Linked DNA regions of Homo sapiens: region 1 is linked to region 2. The links are chromatin loops, found by intact Hi-C in ENCODE. Cell type or tissue: GM12878. All regions are shown on one strand. Links, peaks and the distances in the headings refer to the core of each region. The heading gives the core; the rest is flanking DNA. Region 1 overlaps MAD1L1 (mitotic arrest deficient 1 like 1). Region 2 overlaps MAD1L1 (mitotic arrest deficient 1 like 1).

Region 1 (10,017 bases), core at 990-8,989, 400 kb after region 2:
CAGGACTTTTCAGGGACGTGGTTTCAGAGGGAGCTTTGTGGTGGGCCGGGTTTGTGTCCTGCCTGACCTGGGGCTGTGTGGGTGCTGACCGGGGTGGGGCTGGCTCTCGGGGGCAGCTCAGAAGGGCCTCTGTCCACTCCCCACACAGCCCAGGACCGTGGCACAGCAGCTTGCTCAGACCTGCTGTGTGACTCCTGCCCTGTGTCCCCTGGGGCCTGCAGCGCTGTCTGGAAGCTCCTCCTTGCCCGTTCTCCAGTTACAGGAGGCCGCCCTCTGGGCTGCAGAATCCACAGAGCCAGACTCCCCCTGGGCCCCCAGCGCCCCCCTGCACAAGTGGGGAAACTAGGTCATGGGGCCCAGGCAGTGTGGAAGGCGTTGCAGGACTTGCCCAGGGCGTGGGGTCCTCCAGCCTCAGTGAAGAGTGGCACTAGGGCCTGGCACAGGTGCTGGAGCCCCCCAGGTGGAGGAAGGAGCAAGGTGGCAGCCCCTTGGGTGGGCACACCCCACAGTGCCTGGGACCCCCAACTGCCTGGGTAGATGACAGTGTAGACAACAGAGACCTTGCCCTGGGTTAATTCAGTCCCTTTAGGTGACCTGGAATAAGGCCTGGCAGGGTTGAGGACGCATCTACCCCTGTCCAGGTCCTCAGACTGAGGGAAGCCCCCATGGCTGGAGGGGCTGTGTAGGGAGGGAGGGGAGAGGGAGAGGCCTGTCGGGCTGACCGCTGTCTTGTCTCTTTCTTGACTGCCCCGCAGGCCACCAGCCCCTCGGGTTCCAAGATGCAGCTACTGGAGACAGAGTTCTCACACACCGTGGGCGAGCTCATCGAGGTGCACCTGCGGCGCCAGGACAGCATCCCTGCCTTCCTCAGCTCGCTCACCCTCGAGCTCTTCAGCCGCCAGACCGTGGCGTAGCCTGCAGGCTCGGGGGCATAGCCGGAGCCACTCTGCTTGGCCTGACCTGCAGGTCCCCTGCCCCGCCAGCCACAGGCTGGGTGCACGTCCTGCCTCTCCAGCCCCACAGGGCAGCAGCATGACTGACAGACACGCTGGGACCTACGTCGGGCTTCCTGCTGGGGCGGCCAGCACCCTCTCCACGTGCAGACCCCATGCGTCCCGGAGCCTGGTGTGTGGGCGTCGGCCACCAGCCTGGGTTCCTCACCTTGTGAAATAAAATCTTCTCCCCTAGACACTCCCACTCGCCCTGTGTATCTGTGGCCTAGCCCTAGCAGGGTGGGCGGGAGGAGGGGAAGGAGCTCCCTCAGCAGCCGCCGCCATCTGCAGCCCGGACAACGTTAGGGTGAGTCAGGCATCTCTGCTCAGGGAGTGCACAGGTGGCAGCTGGGACCAAGGGTGGCTGGGGTGCCCTCCCCACCACCATGGGCTGAGGCCCCTCCGCGTAGCAGCTTCCAGCTCTGCCTCAAGGCCGGGCCCCAGCTCCAGGACTTCCCTTTGCTGATGGAACCCGGATGGAGGCACAGGGGCTGGGGGGACTGTCCTCACAGATAAGGGTGCATCGAGGGGAGACTGCCCTCTGTGCCCATCTCTCCAGGGCCAAGAGAGGGCCTGGACCCGGCTGGCAGCACCAAACCCAGGGGTGTGGGGTGGCTCCGCCCCATGGGGCAGATGGAGCATCTGGCCCTGGAGGCTGGAGAGCGAGTCCCCTCCTCCCAACTCGGCGGCCCCGGCCTTCTCCAGCCATGGGGAATATGAGCCGATGATTCAGAGGTGCAGCTGCCGCTATCTGAGCCCAGCAGAGGGGAGCTGGTGCAGCCAGGGGAACGGCCTTGCTCCAGAGCCTCCAATGCTGAGACGGAGGGAGACCCATGGTGGGGGCGGGGGCAGGGGGAGGAAGGAGCAGGGAGGCGTGGACCCTGCCACCTGCCTGCGAACTGTGGGCCTGGGCCAGGGCCACGCCCGGGACTGCCGCCTCCACCCAGACTCCTCAAAGGTGGGGCAGCTCCGGCTCTGCCACCCCCGCCTCACGTCCCACTTCCCACTCCCAGCAACCCCCCCCCCCCCCCGCCCACCATTAGAACACTCCGTCAGGTTCCACAAACCCTTCATGAAAGCCCTTTTCCTCCAGGTCTCAGGGGAAAGTTGGGGGGCCGTCCACTAAGAGGCCCACTGGGAGAGACGGATGTGTTGTGTCCCCCAGCCTCGAGACAGGAAGCCCCTGATTCCTCCTGCGTGTCCTCTCCCTACCCCCCAATGTCACCTTTCAGTGTTGGCTTCTGTTCCTGGGCGCAAGGGGTTTGACGGAGGGGTCCTCGGAGGCCCATGGGGTTCAGCTTCACGAGGCTTTGTGCGGGACGCAGGCTGTGCAGACAAGAGAAGTGAGATGTCTCCATGTCACGTGAAGGTTGTTCTGCCCTGGCTCGGCCCCTGGACACACATGTGCCTCAGACAGACACACAGCCCCGCCAGAGCTGGGCAACCACTGGCTCTCACACTGAAACCCGGAGTCCCAGACTGTTCGGCCCCATCGCAGCCCTGGGGTGGCCACAGCCCCATGTCTCAGCTGAGCACAGCGGGGCCCACACAGGATGCTGCTCCCACAGCCACAGATAATCAGAACGGGGCCCTGGTCTAGCCTTTGGGCTGTCCTCTGCCAATACCCCCCAGGTCAATCCCAGGGTCCTGGCACCCCAGCCCCCACCACCCTGCTTTCCCCATCACCATTCCTGCCGTGCCACAGCCTGAGAGCCGAGGTGCCTGCCTCCACCCACCCTTTCACCGCCAGCAGCCCCGGTGACGGCCCCCACACACACTCATGGACCTGGGGCTTCTGGGACCGAGCCCCACTCAGCTGGCCCTTCAGGACCAGGGAGCCAGCACCACCCTGGCTGTGAACACAGAGGGACAGGGGCCGGTTCTTGTCAAGGCAATTTAGGAGATGGGGTCCGACTGGACCCTGAAGGCGGATGGGACCCCACCAGGTAGGAAGCGGGGATAGGGTGGGCCCAGAGGCTGGAGGTCAGGGGCCATCCTGGGGGAGGACAGAGGGCTGAGCCCTCAGGCAGAACAGAAGCCCGCAGCCTCTGCCCCAGGGGCAGCAGGGGGAGTGGTCCCTGGTGGGCGACAGCCGGGTCCAGGTCCAGGCAGGAGCCCCCCCAAAGGTGGTGGTCTTGATTGCAAGGCCAGAGCTAAACTCCAGCCAGCCCAGGTGGGAATGGAACTTACCAGGAGGATTTGGGGCAGAGGCTGAGAAAATGGAGAGTGGGGAGGTGGGCTCAGCCTCAGGAGGCACTGGCACGGCTCCCCCCGTGGACACACACCCCACTGACTCCCGCGGTGGACACACACCCCACTGACTCCCCCGGTGGACACACACCCCACGGCTCCCCCGGTGGACACACACCCCACTGACTCCCCCGGTGGACACACACCCCTCAGCTCCGGGACCCTGGGACCACTGGCTCTGCCATCACCGATGCATAACCTGGTGGCTGAGGAGCAATGGTCACGGCCTCCAACCACACCAGAAAAACCGCAGCAGGGGTTCCCACAGCCACAGACCCTCATGGCCACAGGACTCCACCCACTGTCCCCAAGCCCTTGTGTCACCTTCCCAAGATCTGAGGCTGCTGAACCTTCTGGTTGCTGCAGCCTGGGCCACGGCCCACACCTGCCTTCCACCCCGGCTTCTGTGGCATCAAGACGGGCTTGGCAGCTAAAGGGCCACAAACAAGCCCCCTGTCCCCAGGTGCAATCTCAAGTCTGCATCTGGACCCGGGGCGCCTTCCTGACTTGGTCTCCCCTTCCCCGTCCACATCCGCATCCGGACCAGGGGTACCCTCCTGCCTTGGTCTCCCCTTCCCCCTCCACAGCCAGGGATCTCCAAAGCACCTTCCTTTCGGGGAGCCCGGGGCCGGCACCTCCCCTGCCGGCTCCCCGGGAGGGTCTACAAGAGGCTGGGCCCCCCAGCCAGCGCTGAGATGCACCAGCTCCGGCCGGCAGGCGGCTCTGCTCTGATCATGGGATTTTCCTTTCCCCGGGAAGAGGCAGAGGCGGGGCTGGAGCAGCCCTCACACCCCCAAGGGACGTGTCTGGGTGGGCTGGAGAGAGCAGAGGTCTCTGATAACATGTGTCCCTTGCGGGCTGATTTAATAAACCTTCCCCACGAGTTTGTCAAATCCTCTTCACGCGTCTGCCAGGTGGAATGGGAAAGAAACAGCGTGTGAGGACCCCAGGAGGCGCCACCGGTCCCCTGTCCCTGCCCAGCCCTGGCTGCCGGGCCAGAGAAAGTTCTGGTTCTGGCAGATTCCCCGCTTCCCCCCAGCTCCTTAGTGGGCACCCAACGCTAAATGGTTCTTAAGCCGCTAATGACTAATTTTAAGGGATTAGTGCTACAGCAATCAACTGTAATTGCCAGGATGTAACAGGATTTGGGGGGCCCCAGGGCTCCCTCCAGCCTCCCGGCAGGCTGGAGAGGACAGTGCCACCTGCCGGGGCCTCTGAGGGATCAACCTCCCTCCCTCCCTCCCACTGCACCTGGCACCGGGCAGCCAGCACAAGACCATTGCAGGGTTAGTCTGTCTCTTTCCTTCCCACAGACAACTCGTGCAAGTTTTGGAGAAATCCCTGGGTTTTCTGCAGCCCCTCACTTCTCAGAGTGGGGTCCCTGGAAGCACCTGAGAAAGGCAGGTCCTCAGGTCCTGCCTGGAGCAACTGTGAGAATCTACCTTTAACAAGTCTCTCCCGCAGCTCGTACACACAGAGGCTCTCATCGGCTTGGAACTTGCCAATTGGCAATGCTCATCCTCATCCCATACTGATCCTGCAAGTCTGGTCTTGTCAGGAGAGGAGACCTCAGTGCAGAAAGCCAGGGACTGGCCCACCAACGCCTCCTGCAAGTCTGTGTTGGGCAGGGACTCAAACCCTGCTCTCTTGACTGCAAATTCAGCTGCCCCTCCAGGCCCCAGCGTCTGAGTTAAACTTGGCCCATTGCCCTCCTGTTAAAATGTCACCAGGACACCATGGGCAGGCGAGGGCTGGGACCTTCATCCAGAGACAGCATTGGAGGGAGACTCAGAGGTCCAGGGGCTCAGAACCTCGGGCTATACATACAGGAGTGTGTTTACAGGCATGTACATGCAGAGGTGTGGGCATGCACCACTGCCACTCCTGGACACATGACCCGTGTACACGTGCACATATAGGCATGTGCAGTGCATGTCCCCAGGCTTGGTTTGTGTGTATACATGTGCCGTGTGTGTGCATAACTGCATTTGTGTATTGGTGTGTGGCCCTGTGTGCACATGTGTATGTACAGATGTGTGTACGTGCATGTATCCCTGTATGGTTTGTGTACATGAGCATGTGTGTACATGTGATGTGTGCATGTGTGACCACGTGTATTGGTGTGTCATATGTGCACATAGGTGCATATGTGCTCCTGTGTGCAAGCATGACTTCACATGTGCGTACTGGTGTGGGCCATGTGTACACGTGTTCATGTGTGCACACATGACTGCATGTGTGTTGGTGCATAGCCATGTGTGCACATGGTTGCATGTGTGTGCACCTGAGGACAGGCGGCTTCACCAGAATGCTTAAATCGCTGCTTGCGGCCCAGAGAGGAGGAGTTCCCTGTCCGAAGTCGCACAGTGAGAGACGGCCGGCAAGGAGGCGCCAGGAGCCCGGTCCAGACATCAGCTGGCCCAGCCTGGCAGTCTCGTTTTGTTTTATGTTTTCTTTAACTGCACAATTCAAATACATTTTTAACACTAAAACAAAACAAAGTTCCCTCCAACAATATGAGAGGAACGTAGAGTGAAAAGGAGAAGTCCCTTCTGGCCCCCATCCCAGACTCTCCCGCCTGTGGGTGGATGTGCACACCTACCATATGGACACACGAAAACACACGGTTCTGCCTCCCTGGGTGGTCTGTGTGCTTTTAAAATCCCTACGTATTGTTCCGCAGCTTGCTTTTTCTCACTTCACAATATGTCTTGGAAATTTTCCATAGACGCGTGTACTGATCTGTTTCACTGGATTTTGCTGTTGTTGCCAACACTCTCAAGAAATTTTATTGAAAACGGTGACACACAGAAACACCAGATTCTCATTTTAAAGTAAAACTGACAGCATTTTTCAGAACTTCCATAGTTCTGAACCATTTGTGTCACTATCTTTCAAAGCAAAACAAAACACCGAGTCCCAGATCCCAACGAGCAGAGGTGGCCCTCTGAGAGCCACGGGGAGAGGCTCCGGGGAAACAGGCCCTGCCGATTGATGTCCTGATCTTGGACCTGGGCCCCCAGAACCTCGAGAAAGAACTGGTGCGGCGGAGGCCGCCCCGGCGGGTCGTAGTCTGGGGTTTGTTTACAGCGGCAGGAGCTGCCCAATTGATCCTTACCCATGAGTAAGCCCTCCCTTCCCCTCATCTCCTGAGCCAGCTCTATCCTTTCTTCCGGCGTTCCCCACTACCTGGCGTTTTGTTCAATGCATAGTTTATTTTTGATAGACATAGACTGCACATCTGTTCCAGCAGATACAGTCATGTTTCAGACAGATTAGCGTCCTCACAGAACAGCGCTAATAGAGACGCCACGCGAACCGCATACGTAACTTGACATTTTTTAGTAGCCACGTTAAATAGTAAGCAGAAGCCAGTGAAATTAATGTTAGCAAATACACCTCTAACCCAATCTATCCAACATGGCATCGTGTCGACGTGTGACCAATGCGAACGGTGAATGGGACCTTCCACAGTCGGCTTTGGTCTCGGGGATCCCGCTGGATTTTCCACTTGTCCCTCTCGGTTGGGCCCAGCCACCCCGGGCGCCCCTGGCTCTGGCGTGTCACCCCCGTGGGGAAGGAGGGGCCTTGTCACGTTCACCGAGGGAGCTGGCGCCTGACAGTCCTGGCTCACACCGGTGCACAGGTGTGTGCGGGTGAATCCATGCTGCGTGGTGACAGGTGATGTTGTGCTGTGTCCCTACTCGACTAATGAGAAAACTGGAACCAGAGAACAGGGGAAGCGGCTGTCCCAGCTCTGGTGTCGCTGGGCACGGGCGGAGGCGGTGGCAGAGCCAGGCCTGGCTCCCTCCTGGGCAGAGGGACAGAGGTGAGCAGTGAGCACTGCCCACCAAGGACCGGGGACCTGGAGCTCATGGCCCCTCAGCTTCCTCTGAGCACCCCCTCCTCCCAGACGGAGCCAGGGGCTGGGCAGCCAGGCGCACCCCGGCCGGGACATCAGGAGGCCTCAGTTGAATGCTGGCTCAGCCCAGCCTGCGGGATGGTCGTGGGCAAGGGTCCTCCCCTCCCTGGGCCTCAGTCTTCGCATCTGGAAAACGGACCACATGACCTGCCAGGGGTGTCCACCTGGCCCAGCACCCAGCCCAGGTAGGGGACACCCCAGGGCGCAGTATGTGGCCTCTTCAGCATAACACTATAATTAGCCCAATTACCCACCGCTTTCATGCTTTTTTTTAATTTAAAATGGAAATTAAATTTTGCAGCAGGTTTACAGGCTGTTAACGGAATTCGCTAATCAAACCCAACACCAAGTCCTCGAAAATGAGAATTCAAAAAGGTCTATATTTGCATATTCATGTTTTTAATAGGGTTCAGAAGGTATATTTGCAGCTGATGAAAGGATTAATTAAATCTATTTGCATTGGTGAAGCATTTTAACCCCTTCAGAGCTGGCCGGAGAGGGGAAGGCCCTGAGGCCCAGTGGTAAACGAAGCCTCAGGCGGACGGCTAGAGGTGCTGCTCCTGCCGCCCCTTCCTGGGGCCACCCATCTGGCAGGGAGCCTCCCCCCGAGCCCAGTATGGCAGGGCTGAGTGGGCCCCAGACCTGGAGCCTTCACAGCTGCCCCATGGCAGCCCTGTGACAGGAGATGGCTTCAGGAGTTTTTACTTTAAAAACAAACATACACTAGAATTTTGGTTTTTTATAACATTCATACTCAGTCACTGTAACATATTTAGAAAATGTGGGAAAGTCTCAAGAAAAAAAGAAAGTCACTGAAGTCCGGGTGCGGTGGCTCATACCTGTAATCCCAGCACTTTGGGAGGCTGAGGCCGGCGGATCACCTAAGGTCGGGAGTTCAAGACCAGCCTGACCAACATGGAGAAACCCCATCTCTACTAAAAATACAAAATTAGGCAGTCGTGGTGGCGCACACCTGTAGTCCCAGCTACTCGGGAGCCTGAGGCAGGAGAATCGCTTGAACCCAGGAGGCAGAGGTTGCGGTGAGCCAAGATCATGCCATTGCACTCCAGCCTGAACAACAGAGCGAGACTCCATCTCAAAAAGTCACTTAAACACGCCCACTCAGCAATGCTCCTGGAGGCTCTTGTCTTCCCACCCCTCCTCCGTGTACGTGTGTTGTGTGAGTGCTCATGTGTACATGTGAGTGTGCACACACGTGTTGTGTGCACGTGTGTGTTGTGAGTGTGCACACATACCTGTGTGTTGTCTGCATGCACACGCACACACAGGCAGAAGCACCCCTGGGACCCGCAGCTCTCACATATATGTCCTCATCAAGGTCTCACTTGCACACCAGGTGGACGCTCTGCAGGTGGGACCACCCTCCTCTGACGCAGCCCTGCATGACCCCATGAGGGCCACCCCACAGCTGCTCAGAGCCCTGGTGCAGTCGGGGGCCCTGGTCACCTTTTTCATGGATGTGTGGGGTGAGGACGGGTGCGGTGCCCTCCCCTAACACCCCAGAATCTTCAGGAAGGGGGTATCTTGGCAGCTTTCACAGCTCGCATCCAAGTGGGCTCTAGGTACAGACACTGGAGTTATACAGACACTGGAGTTATACATGCAACACACGCCTGGAGACACACAACAGAAATGCCCAGAACATGTGGACACGGGCAGCTACATACATCACGTGTGCGTCGTGTCACACACAAGCAGCTACAGACATCACGTGTGCGCCGTGTCATATAGACAGTTACAGTCATGTGAGCGCTGTGTCATATAGACAGTTACAGACATCACGTGTGCACCGTGTCACAGACAAGCAGCTACAGACATCACGTGTGCACCGTGTCATATAGACAAGCAGTTACATCATGTGTGCGCCGTGTCATATAGACAAGCAGCTACAGACATCACGTGTGCACTGTGTCATATAGACAGTTACAGTCATCATGTGTGCACCGTGTCATATAGACAAGCAGCTACACAGATGGAGCTGCCAAATTCGGGAATCGCTAACAGGAGCCACTCCCATCATTAAACCCAAGTTGTTTAAATACTGTTTTTTGACAATACACATAGAAATATATATATATATACACACACACACGTTTATATATGTCTACGGAGAAATATGTACTATATATTTAAATATATACACACGGAAATGTATACATATATACACATATTTTTTTTTTTTGAGACGGAGTCTCACTCTGTCACCCAGGCTGAAGTGCGGTGGCGCAATCTCGACTCACTGCAACCTCCGCCTCCCAGGTTCAAGCGATTCTCCTGCCTCAGCCTCCTGAGTAGCTGGGATTACAGGCGCCCGCCACTACGCCCAGCTAATTTTTTTGTTTTTAGTAGAGACGGGGTTTCACCATGTTGGTCAGGCTAGTCTGAAACTCCAGACCTCGTGATCCACCCGCCTCAGCCTCCCAAAGTGCTGGGATTACAGGCGTGAACCACCGCACCTGGCCCACACATTTTTTTCTTTTTGAGACAGGGTCTCACTATTGCCCAGGCTGGAGGGCAGTGGCATGATCATAGCTCATTGAAACCTCCACCTCCCAGGCTCAAGCAATCCTCACACTTCAGCCTCCCGAGTAGCTGGGAACGCAGGCACCCACCACCACGTCTGACTGATTTTTTGTATTTTTGGTAGAGACGGGGTTTCGCCACGTTGCCCAGGCTGGTCTCGAACTCCTGACCTCAGGTGATCCTCCAGTCTCGGCCTCCAAAGTGCTGAAATTACAGGAGTGAGACAGCACACCTGGCCTATGCACACATATTTATACATATATTTATATCTACACAGATAAATATCTCAATATGTACACATTTCTACAG
Region 2 (10,017 bases), core at 833-8,832:
CATGTCCCTGGGCCAGCTCCTTCATCTCCCTGTCTGTCTCCCCGTCTGCACAGGGAGGAGTGGTGCTGGCTGCCTTGTCAGGACTGTGAGGCTCACATGAGTCTATGCAAAGTGCTCAGAGCAGTGCCTGGCGCGTAGCGAATGTTCTGTAGCGTTGGCTGTCATATAGTTACTAGTCAAGTGCGTGCCTGCGCATAGGAGGGGCTGTGAGAATACCTCACTGACTTGCCGAGTGGAGCGTTGATAACAGCATGGTGCTTGGCACTGGGTGGAGGTGAAGCGAGGCCAGAACAAAGGCACAGAGTCCCTGCCCTCAGATTGCTTCCGTCCTAGAAGGGCCGTGAGACTCACCTCTTTGGGATGCGGCTCAGCATGGGACAGGCATGTGACACAGAGGGGTGGGCTGGCCTGTAGGCAGTGTCTCACCCTCCCTCATGCTCCAGGGTGGCTGCCCTCCTCTCCTAGGGCCTGCTGGTCCTGGTCTGCTGTGTGATGGCAGGAAGTTTGGCTCCAGGACTGAGTCTGTCTGCTCCAGGGCTTGGTTCCCTGAGGAGCCCCTGGAAGATGGGGGAGGGATGAGTCCTAACGGCTCAAGGACCCGAGGCTGCTCCCTGGGGCACAGTCAACCCCAGGATCCTTTCTGAGGCTGTCTGCCTTCTCCCTCCACAGCCACACGTTGCTTTTAGCTTGCTGGGATTCACACTTGAATTTACGGGGCCAGGAAGGAGTGAGGCAGGAAGCGCCAGTGTGGCTTCTGCAGTTGGGGAATAATAACCCGGCCACTTCCAAGCAGACTTGGAGCATGTAGCGCCCAGCTCAGAGATGAGGGCAGGCTCTCCTGAGAGGTCAGGGACTTAGCACCGTGATCATGATTGTCAGTCTTATGTGATGATCCTGTGGCAGGTGATGACAGGGTCTGTGCTTTTGTTGTCTTTTCAGAGGCTGCTGGCCAAGCTGCAAAGCTGGGAGAGACTGGACCAGACCATGGGCCTGAGCATCAGGTAGGGAAGGGCAGGTGTCTCCGGGGTCCCGCCTTCTTTGAAGGGTCCTGGGTGAAGAGCAGAGCCTGCTTCCGGCTCACCAGCGCAGTCTCCAGCCAGGCATCTCTGTGGCTGGTGCGGGGCATTTGTCCTGGGCTGCTCAGGTTTAATGAGGCCTTTCCCAGCGGATGGGGCAGTGGAACCCAGTGACTCATCCTGCTGAAGCCTTAGTAACATCTTCATTCAGAAGCGGAATATCCACAGCAAACCAGTGGCAGGCGTCTGATTGCCCTGCGTTGCGGGGCTTTGTGAAAGGACTCTTTTTGGTGTATACCGAGGAAATAATTGCTTTTGGGGGAAATCATTCATTTTAGGGAACTGTAACCAGTGGAGATGAACTGAGTTTTTAGAATTAAGAAAAACCCACTGTATTAGGCTGTTCTTGCATTGCTATAAAGAAATACCAGAGACTGGGTAATTATGAAGAGAAGAGGTGGAATTGGCTCACGCTTCTGCAGCTGTACAGGAAGCATGGTGCTGGCATCTGCTCGGCTTCTGGTGAAGCCGCAGGGAGCTTTCAGTCATGGCGGAAGGTGAAGGGGGAACAGGCACGCCGCAATGCAAAAACAGGAATGAGAGAGCGAGAGAGTGAGCGAGCGTGAGTAGTGTTGGGAGGGAGGTGCCACACACTTCTAAATGACCAGATCTCATGAGAACTCACTATCATGAAGACAGACCCAAGCTGTGAGGGATCCACTCGAGGATCCAAACACTTCCCACGGGGCCCCACTTTCAGCACTGGGGATTACAATTCAACATGAGGCATGGGGCAGGGACACAGATCCAAACGGTTCTCACCCACCATAGTGGAAGACGATTGTCTGGTGCTTGTAGCAGCCTCTTCACGCAGTCTGTGCCAAGCTGAGTGCCAGCGCTTGGGTGGTGGGATGTGGGGTGGAGCTGCCGGGGGACCACCCTGGGTGCTGGGGATGGTATTCTTATAGACAGGTAGCTGGACCGTTCCCAGGTCTGGTCCTGTCTGTCCTCCTGCCCCATCCTTCCCAGGACCCTGTGCTCATCTTTCTCCAGCAGCCGCTCAGTTGGCCCCTGCCCTTCAGTCGCGGTGCCCCTGCAGGTGACCACCTCCTGGCAGCTCTGGTCTGGACCCCTCTTCCTGGTTGCCCTGTGTGCGCCAGGTCTCGAGGAGGTGCAGGAGCGATGCTTTTGAAGGAGCCATCAGAGCCCGGGGCTCAGGGCCCGAGGTGCTGGTGCCGAGGCGGCCTCTTATTGTGTTTGCTTGTGAGATTTCAAGGCTTCCCGCTTCTTGCCTGTCTTTCCTGCTGTTCTTGGAAACTAGGCTGAGACTGAGACTCTCTGAAAGAGCTATCCTTTGACCACACCGTCCGACTGCTGGTTCTGGAATCCATTACCTTCTCATCAGCATTACTGGCTTCAGTTCTCTGTCACCTGAAAGTGCCTCTTCATTTTCTTTGAGCTTTGCTAAGTCAGAGCACGGCCCGGGCTGCTGTCTCCTCTTGAACTCCCCCTGTAGAACACAGACTTCTGTAGGGCCGGCCTCAGCGGGGCCTAAATGCTTTGTGCTTCTGTCTGTTCTCTGGGCTTATTAATTGCTTGGAAGGCGACCCTTCTGCTCCCAGGCATACTCTGGCCAGATGAGAAACCTCTGTGACTTCTTTCCTGTGAAGGGACATCAGAGGCCCCCACGTGCCTGATGGGCCCGGCCCTGCTGGAGGGTCCAGTGTGCAGTTTGCCCTGGAGCACTGGGTGTCAGTCGGGCACGAGACCTGGCACAGCTGGCTGCTGTCTCTGGCTGGTTTCAAAGTACTGTGGATCCTTTCAGCCCTGTTCCCGCATCTGAGCGCCCTGCCTGGGCATGGCTTGTGTGAGGGCGAGCTGGCCTGGGGGTGCTGCCTGGGCGTGGCCAGCATGAGGGCATGCTGGCCCCAGGGGTTCTGCCTGCCTGTGTCTTCTGTGTTCACTCTGCCCTCCCTGGTGGCCAGGCCCTGGATGAGGGAGAGGAGGGGTTGGTCTGTAGGGCTGGTGGAGGTGGGCTGCCTGTGCCCACCACCAGCTTAAAGTGGGCGGGAAGCAAGTGGCATGCATGTGTGGCGCCCTGCAGCTTTGATGAGGAACACAGATAGTTCTTCGGAGGCTGGATTCAAGGCTCCCCCTGCCCCCCGCCACCAACAGTAAGACCTGTGTCAAGTCACTGCGCTGCTCTGGGCCAGTGTTCTCTTTATTGAAAGGGGGACACGGAGCTCTTCTCCCCAACTGCGTGTGAAGATCCGACGTGATCGTGTACTTGTGGAGGGCCCTGTGAGTTGGAGAGGGGCTGGTGCGAGCGTCCTCTCTGAGCAGCCGGAGGCTGATGGCCAGGAAGGTGGATGGAGCCGTCCTCGCTGTGGGGGTCGACCCCTAGTCTCCTGCGTTGGCCTTGGCTGTGGGCCTGGTAGAGGGCAGGTTTCCTCACGTGCTGGGTTGCCTGCCATGCCTGGGCCCCTTCAGGGCTCCCCGCTGCTCCTTGTGTTGTGCTCCACAGGGCGGGTGTCTGAGTGTGGTTCTGCATCAGGCCGTGATCTCGGGTGACTCACGCTGGACGTCAGTGGGGTGGTGCTCATGCCGCAGTCCACGGGAATGCGGGCTGGCGGTCCCGAATACGGCTCCTAGAGAGTCCACGGGAATGCGGGCTGGCGGTCCCGAATACGGCTCCTAGAGAGTCCACGGGAATGCGGGCTGGCGGTCCCGAATACGGCTCCTAGAGAGTCCACGGGAATGCGGGCTGGCGGTCCCGAATACGGCTCCTAGAATCACCGGGAGGGTTTGGTAAACGTGTGCATTTCTGGCTGCGCACAGTGGCTCACACCTGTAGTCCCAGTGGTTTGGGAGGCTGCCGCAGGGGGATTGCTCGAGCCTAGATGTTTGAGATCAGCCTGGGGAACGCAGTTGAGACCCCGTGTGTACCAAAACAAAAATTAGCGGTGCTCAGTGGTGTGCACCTGTAGTCCCAGCTACTCAGGAGGCTAAGGTGGGAGGATCACCTGAGCCCAGGAGGAGCTGTGATTGCACCACTGCACTCCAGTGACTGAGTGAGTCCCTGTCTCTAAAAAACAAAAACAAAAACCAAAGTGGATTTCTGGGTAAACCTGAGATGCACTGGGCTTTCTTTTCTGTTTTTAGGGACCAGGTTTGGGGTAGTTCTTAGGAATTTCCCGTGTCTGGCAGCATTGAATGTGGTGGTGAAGTCGGCGACAGGGACACAGATGTGGTGAGAAGCTGGGGCCACGGGGGCCCCCATGGGAGGGCTGAGTGCATTTGCTGTTCTTGTGTGGAGACATGCGTGCCTCTGTGGGCGAGCTTGGGGATCCCCTCCTCTCAGCCGTGGGGACCTGAGGTGACATCAGATGTCCTGGAAGCAGAGGGCTCTGTGGCTGGGAGTGCCCTGGGCCTGTGCCGGGTGGGCTGGCGTCTGCTTGCCTTCGGGCCCAGGCTTTGCTGGGATTTGGGGCTTGCCGAGGCCCGAGGCCCCGTGGGTGTGGAGGAGCTGCTGCCACTAGGTGGTGCCCCCGCCTTGGTGATCCTTCCCACAGCAGCTTCCCTTGGGTCTCTCTGGCCTAGTGGACCGCTGCTCTCCCACCATGGGACTTGCTTGCTGACACTGGGGTTTTGGTCGATGGGGATGTGAGGGGCTTGTGGCCACTGTTCCTGACTGCCTTCAGGGGGGCGCTTCTGGCTGTCCCATGCCTGCCTTGTTTCTGACCAGTGTCCTGGGGCCCTCAGGCCTGTGGGCTCTGGGCTGTGAGCTCCTGGCGTTGAGGTCAGACGTCCTTTGTGTGGGCCCTTCCCTAAGGACAGGGTGCTGACGTCCTGCAGTCCTCAGAGGGCTCTTCGGCCTCGCCCCGGGCTTGGATAAACCCTGGCTGAGCCCCAGGAGAGAGTGGCCTGGTCACCCTCTTCCCCATGTAGGGCTTCTTATGTCTTAGGAGAGGAGGCTGGGCAGGCTGGCTGGGGTGGGTCAGTGAAACCATGGGAAGACCCTGTGGAACGAGGTCCTTATGTGTCACACAGGCCTGGGCACATGTGACATGTGCAGCACACGGGTTCACGCAGGCTGGGGGCATGTTAGTTTCTACGACTTTGAAGTCACAGGCAAGGAGGGACACAGTGCGTGTGGATGAGCCTGCGTGAACACACGTGGGGAAGGGCAGGATGCCAGTGCCGGGAGTGTGGTGTGGACACCCTCATCCTTAGGGTGCTGGAAGTTGGGCTGAGGGAGTTAGCAGCAGTGCGAGGCGTGTGTCTGGAGGCAGCGATGTGATCAGCTTGGTCTCCCAGGAGCATGGTCTGTCTCGGGGAGTGACTTACGGGTGAGGAAAGCGGAGGCCAGCACACACCCTTTGAGGTACGTGTCATCCTCGGCAAGACCTCGGGCACAGGAGGGGGAGGAGGAGTAATACAGAGAGGCCAGTGGGAAAGATGGCGTGAGGCTGGAGCCCATCTGGGAATGCAGGATGCTTGCTTCTCTTTGGAAAATCACCTGTTTCAGTAGAATGAAAGGGGGTGCAGGCCATCTCTGTAGGCGAACAGCACAACCATTTGTAACAATCCAAGACTCGTTTGTGATTTAAAGTTCTCAGCAAGCTAGGAAGAGAAGAGAACTTCCTCAACCAGCTAAATGATACCTGCAGAAAACCAGCTGATATAATACAAGGTGGACGGACTGCATCCCTGACATGGAGACCAGGCAGGGTGTCTGTTCCCTGCACCCCTGGTTGCACTGTACTGGAGATCTTCACCAGTATAATTAGGGAAGCAAAAAGAAAAGATGGACAGACTGGAAAGGAGGAAGTAAAACTGTACCTGGAGACAACATAATTATCTATAGAAATTCCCAGGGAATAAATGACAAGCCAGTAGGACTAAACCGTGAGGTTTACAGGGTCACGGGATACAAGGACAATGTACCAAAATGGGTTATGTTTCTGTATACTAGCAGTGAGCCACTCGAGGTACATACCATGTATGATGGCATCAAAGTCCATGAAATATTAGGAATGCATATAAGAAAATCTGTGTAAGATTTGTACACTGAGAAGCTTAAGACGCAACTGAGACATTAAAGATCACCTGATGTAGAAAAATGGAGACATTGTAAGAGGAAAAATGAACTCTTTTCCCCTCTGCTCTCACACAGCCTCTGACACCAGATACTGGAAGGTTTCCCCCACACCAAGCAGTTCTCCAGGGGTCACCAGCTGGATGTCCTGCAGCCTCATCTGCACACTCTCCACCTGGAGTTCCATCAGCTTCCAATGGGTCAGGGCCCAGTCCCACACATCTGTGCCCCCTTCAGATTCCAGGTGCAAGTAGTAGGCCGGCATCTCTGCTTCATTTTACGGTTTTCTTCTCTTCCTCTTTCACTGACATCAGCTGTACTTCTGACTGACAGGCTGTTAAACGAGGCCCCTGCTACCCACTCCTTGGGTTTCATTAATTGGCTAGTGTGGCTCACAGAACTCGGGAAGATGCTTTGTTATGTTTAGTCATGTCTTATAAAGGATGTTACGAATAATACAGGTGAACAGGTTGGCAGAGTGAGGTGTGAGGAGAGGCGCGGAGCTTCCATGCCCTCTCTGGGCACACCACCCTCCAGGAGCCTCTGTGTGTGCAGCTCTGAACCCTGGCCTTATTTGTGGGTTTTTATGGAGGCTTCATCACAGAGGCATGATTGATTACACCATTGGCCGTTGGAAATCAACTCACCCTTCGGCCCCTCTCCCCTCCTAGGAGGTTGAGGGGTGGGACTCAAAGTCCCAACCCTCTAATCTCACCTTGGTGTTTCGGATAACCACCCTATCTGAAGCTGCCTGGGGGCTGCCAACCAGCACTCAGCTCATTAGTTCACAAGAGACACTCTTCTCACTCCAGATAAGGAGCTGCATGTATGTCAGGGAACAGAAAGACCAAATATATATTTCAGAGTATCGTAAAGGTACTGTGGTCGTGTATTGGAAGATTCATTATTGTTAAGATGGCAGTTTGCTCAAATTGACCCAAATATTTAACATAGTCCCAATCAAAGCCCCAGCAGAAATTGATGAACTGATCTCTAAAATTTCTTTTTTTTTTTTTTTTTTGAGACGGAATCTTACTCTGTCGCCCAGGCTGGAGTGCAATGGTGCGATCTTGGCTTACTGCAACCTTTGCCTCCTGGGTTCAAGCAATTCTGCCTCAGCCTCCCCAGTAGCTGGGACTACAGGCATGGACCACCATGCTTGGCTAATTTTTGTATTTTTGTAGAGACAGGGTTTCGCCATGTTGGTCAGGCTGGTCTTGAACTCCTGACCTCAAGTGATCCACCCGCCTTGGCCTCCCAAAGTGCTGGGATTACAGGCATGAGCCACTGTGCCCGGCTGACAATTTCTAAAATTTCTATGGGAATGTAAAGTACCTATAAATTGTTATAGCCATAACAGTTTCAAAAAAGAACAAGTTATACAGCTTACACTGGCCAATTTCAAGACACGTTGTAAATTGCATAAATTGAGACACTGTGGTATTAAGTATAGACATGTAAATCAGGAGAACAGAGTAGAATGTTCAGAAATGATTGAAGAATACAGTGTTGATTGTTGTCAAAGTGTCCAGATAATTCAGTGGGAGAAAGAATCTTTTCACCGAGGGTGGTAAACCAGTAGGCTCTTCGTGGTGAGGATGAGCCTTAACACCTGTCTCATGCTGGACACAAGATTTAACTCAAATGACGCATAGACCTATGTGTAAAAGTCACAAAATCTGGAAGCTAGGGTTTGGCAAAGAGGTCTTACAATACAACGAACATGAACCATAAATGAAAAAATTGATAAATTAGACTTCATCAAAATTGAAAACTTCTGCTCTCAAAAGATACAGTGAAAAGGCAGACCATAGACTAGGAAAATATTTGCGAGATATTAACATGTATCTGACCAAAGATGTGCTCCAGGATAGAGAAGGAACTCTTACAAATTAGTAAGATTACCATAGTTTAAAAAATGGTCAAAAGACTTTTAACAGATACTTTATTATTTATTTATTTTTTTGGAGATGGAATCTTGCTCTGTCGCCCAGGCTGGAGTATAGTGGCATGATCTTGGCTCACTGCAACCTCCGCCTCCCAGGTTCAAGCAATCCTCCAGCCTCAGCCTCCTGAGTAGCTGGGGTTCCAGGCGTGCACCACCACACCCGGCTAATTTTTGTATTTTAATAGAGACAGGTTTCACCATGTTGGCCAGGCTAGTCTCAAACTCCTGACCTCAGGTGATCTGCCTGCCTTGGCCTCCCAAAGCACTGGGATTACAGGTGTGAGCCACTGTACCCGGCCTGCTTTTAACAGATACTTTACAAGAGAAGATATATAGGTGGTAAATAAGGACATGAAAAGATGGTCAACATTGTTAGTTATTAGGGGAATGCAAATTAAGACTGTAATCGCCCAACAGGGTTCTTCTTGCTGCCCAGAAAGCCAATGCACTGAGAACGGCAGGTGTGGCAGCAGAGAGGGAGTTTAATGATTGCAGAGCCAGCCGAGGGAGGTGGACGCGAGATAACTCTCACATCTGTCTCCCTGAGAATTAGGAGGCGAGGGCTTGAGGGTGTTTTGGCGGGCAGCGGCCTAGGGAGTGGTGAATGCTGGTTGGTTGTGTTGGGGATGCAATGATAGGGGTGTCAGGACTGTCTCCGTGCAGCTGAGTCAGTTCCTGGGAGATGGGGTCACAAGTCCAGGTGGCATCTCTTGATCTGCTGAAATGCTAAATCTGAAAAATATCCCAAAGACCAGTTTTTTAGGTTTCACAGCAGTGATGTCTGTAGGAGCCGTTAGGGAAGTTCCGAATCTGACAACGTCTGGTTACGTGACTCCGGGTAGCAGGCACTGTAGAAGAGCAAGCTAAGTAAGCAGTGACAGGTCATGGTTTACCCGTGCCTGTTCTTTAGCAAAGTTCAGGCCCCTGTAGCAATGCCAGTCTTAATCTCCAAACAAGGACGGGTGTCATTTTTCCTTGCCTTGAAGTTTAACTATAAACTACATTCCTCTCATAGTTATCTTGGCCTCTGTATTAGAATAAGCAAAAAAAAAAAAAAAAAAAAAAAGAAAAGATCCTGTGAGGTTAGAAGCAAGGTGGAGTCAGTAATGTAGATTTCTCTCGTTACTTAAAATTCTGTAAAGGCGGTTTCAAGACTGCAGTGAGATACCACTGGGCACCCAATAAAATGGCTAAAATTAAGCAGACTGACCATCCTGACTGCTGGCAGAGATGCAGAGCAGCCAGGCCTGTTGCCCCTGGGAGTAGCAAGTGGTACGGCCACTTTGGAAATGGTTTGGTAGCTTTGTACACACTTACGGTGTGACCCTGCAGTTCCATTCCTCGGTATTTAATCTAAGAGAAACCCAAGAGAAAATGTGGTCTCATGAAGACTTGTACAGGAATGTTTGTAGAGCCTTATTCTAACAGTCTGAGAGCAGGAACAACTCAGGTGCCTGTCAGCAGGTGAAGGGATACGTGGACCGTGGCGTCTCCACGCAGTGTAATGCGCGGCAGCGGCGGTGCTTGGAAACATGAAAGGGTCTCTCTTGCTGAGTGAAGGAAGCCAGACTTACTGAGTTTATACTTACTATACCATCCCATTGATTTGAACTTTTTAAAAAGGTAAAACTGAGCAACAGTGATAGAAAGCAGGTCAGTGATCCCTGGAGTCTCGTGCTGGGATATGATTGGGGTCTTATGGGGTGCTAGAAATACCCTTTGGCGTAATGGATGTGATCGCCGCACAGGTGTACACGCAGCAAAGCTCATGACACTGCTCTTGTCAAACTGTTCACGTGCGCAGATCATACCTCACTCAAGCTGGCCTGTCAACAGCAGACGGTCAGCTCTTCGGATTAGCTGTGAGGGGAAGGAAAATTCCTTAGTGGCGACTTGGACTGAATTGGAGAGTGGCCTGGGGGTGCTGTTTAAGCCAGCCTTCATTTGGGGAGGGA

What was found. A loop is a pair of places that touch in the nucleus more often than their neighbours do. Peaks named below come from ENCODE experiments on the same cell type or tissue, not always from the same donor. Only the 100,000 strongest peaks of a DNase experiment are listed, where the experiment ranks them.
Region 1: it touches region 2 in a loop (4-fold over the local background); 18 of 110 quality-filtered maps call a loop at or near these places.

Annotation. Positions count from the first base shown.
Region 1 is chr7:1,806,967-1,816,983 of GRCh38, reverse strand. MAD1L1 (mitotic arrest deficient 1 like 1) reads left to right here. Exons shown (of 19, transcript NM_001013836.2): 19 at 756-1,189. The coding sequence ends at 914. Among named protein-coding and RNA genes, the nearest start is that of MIR4655, 32 kb to the left of the region's middle. RefSeq lists enhancers at 3,378-3,953, 8,008-8,507, 8,508-9,009. In GM12878, for the core only: a CTCF peak has its summit at 4,435 (motif pointing left); no DNase peak of the experiment used is centred there.
Region 2 is chr7:2,204,196-2,214,212 of GRCh38, reverse strand. MAD1L1 (mitotic arrest deficient 1 like 1) reads left to right here. Exons shown (of 19, transcript NM_001013836.2): 10 at 940-1,001. LOC105375126 (a long non-coding RNA gene) reads right to left here. Exons shown (of 3, transcript XR_001745062.3): 2 at 9,874-9,922; 3 at 9,013-9,089. Among named protein-coding and RNA genes, the nearest start is that of MAD1L1, 24 kb to the left of the region's middle. RefSeq lists enhancers at 4,287-4,436, 4,932-5,465. In GM12878, for the core only: a CTCF peak has its summit at 4,547 (motif pointing right); a DNase peak (open chromatin) is centred at 4,389; H3K27ac peaks cover 988 bases.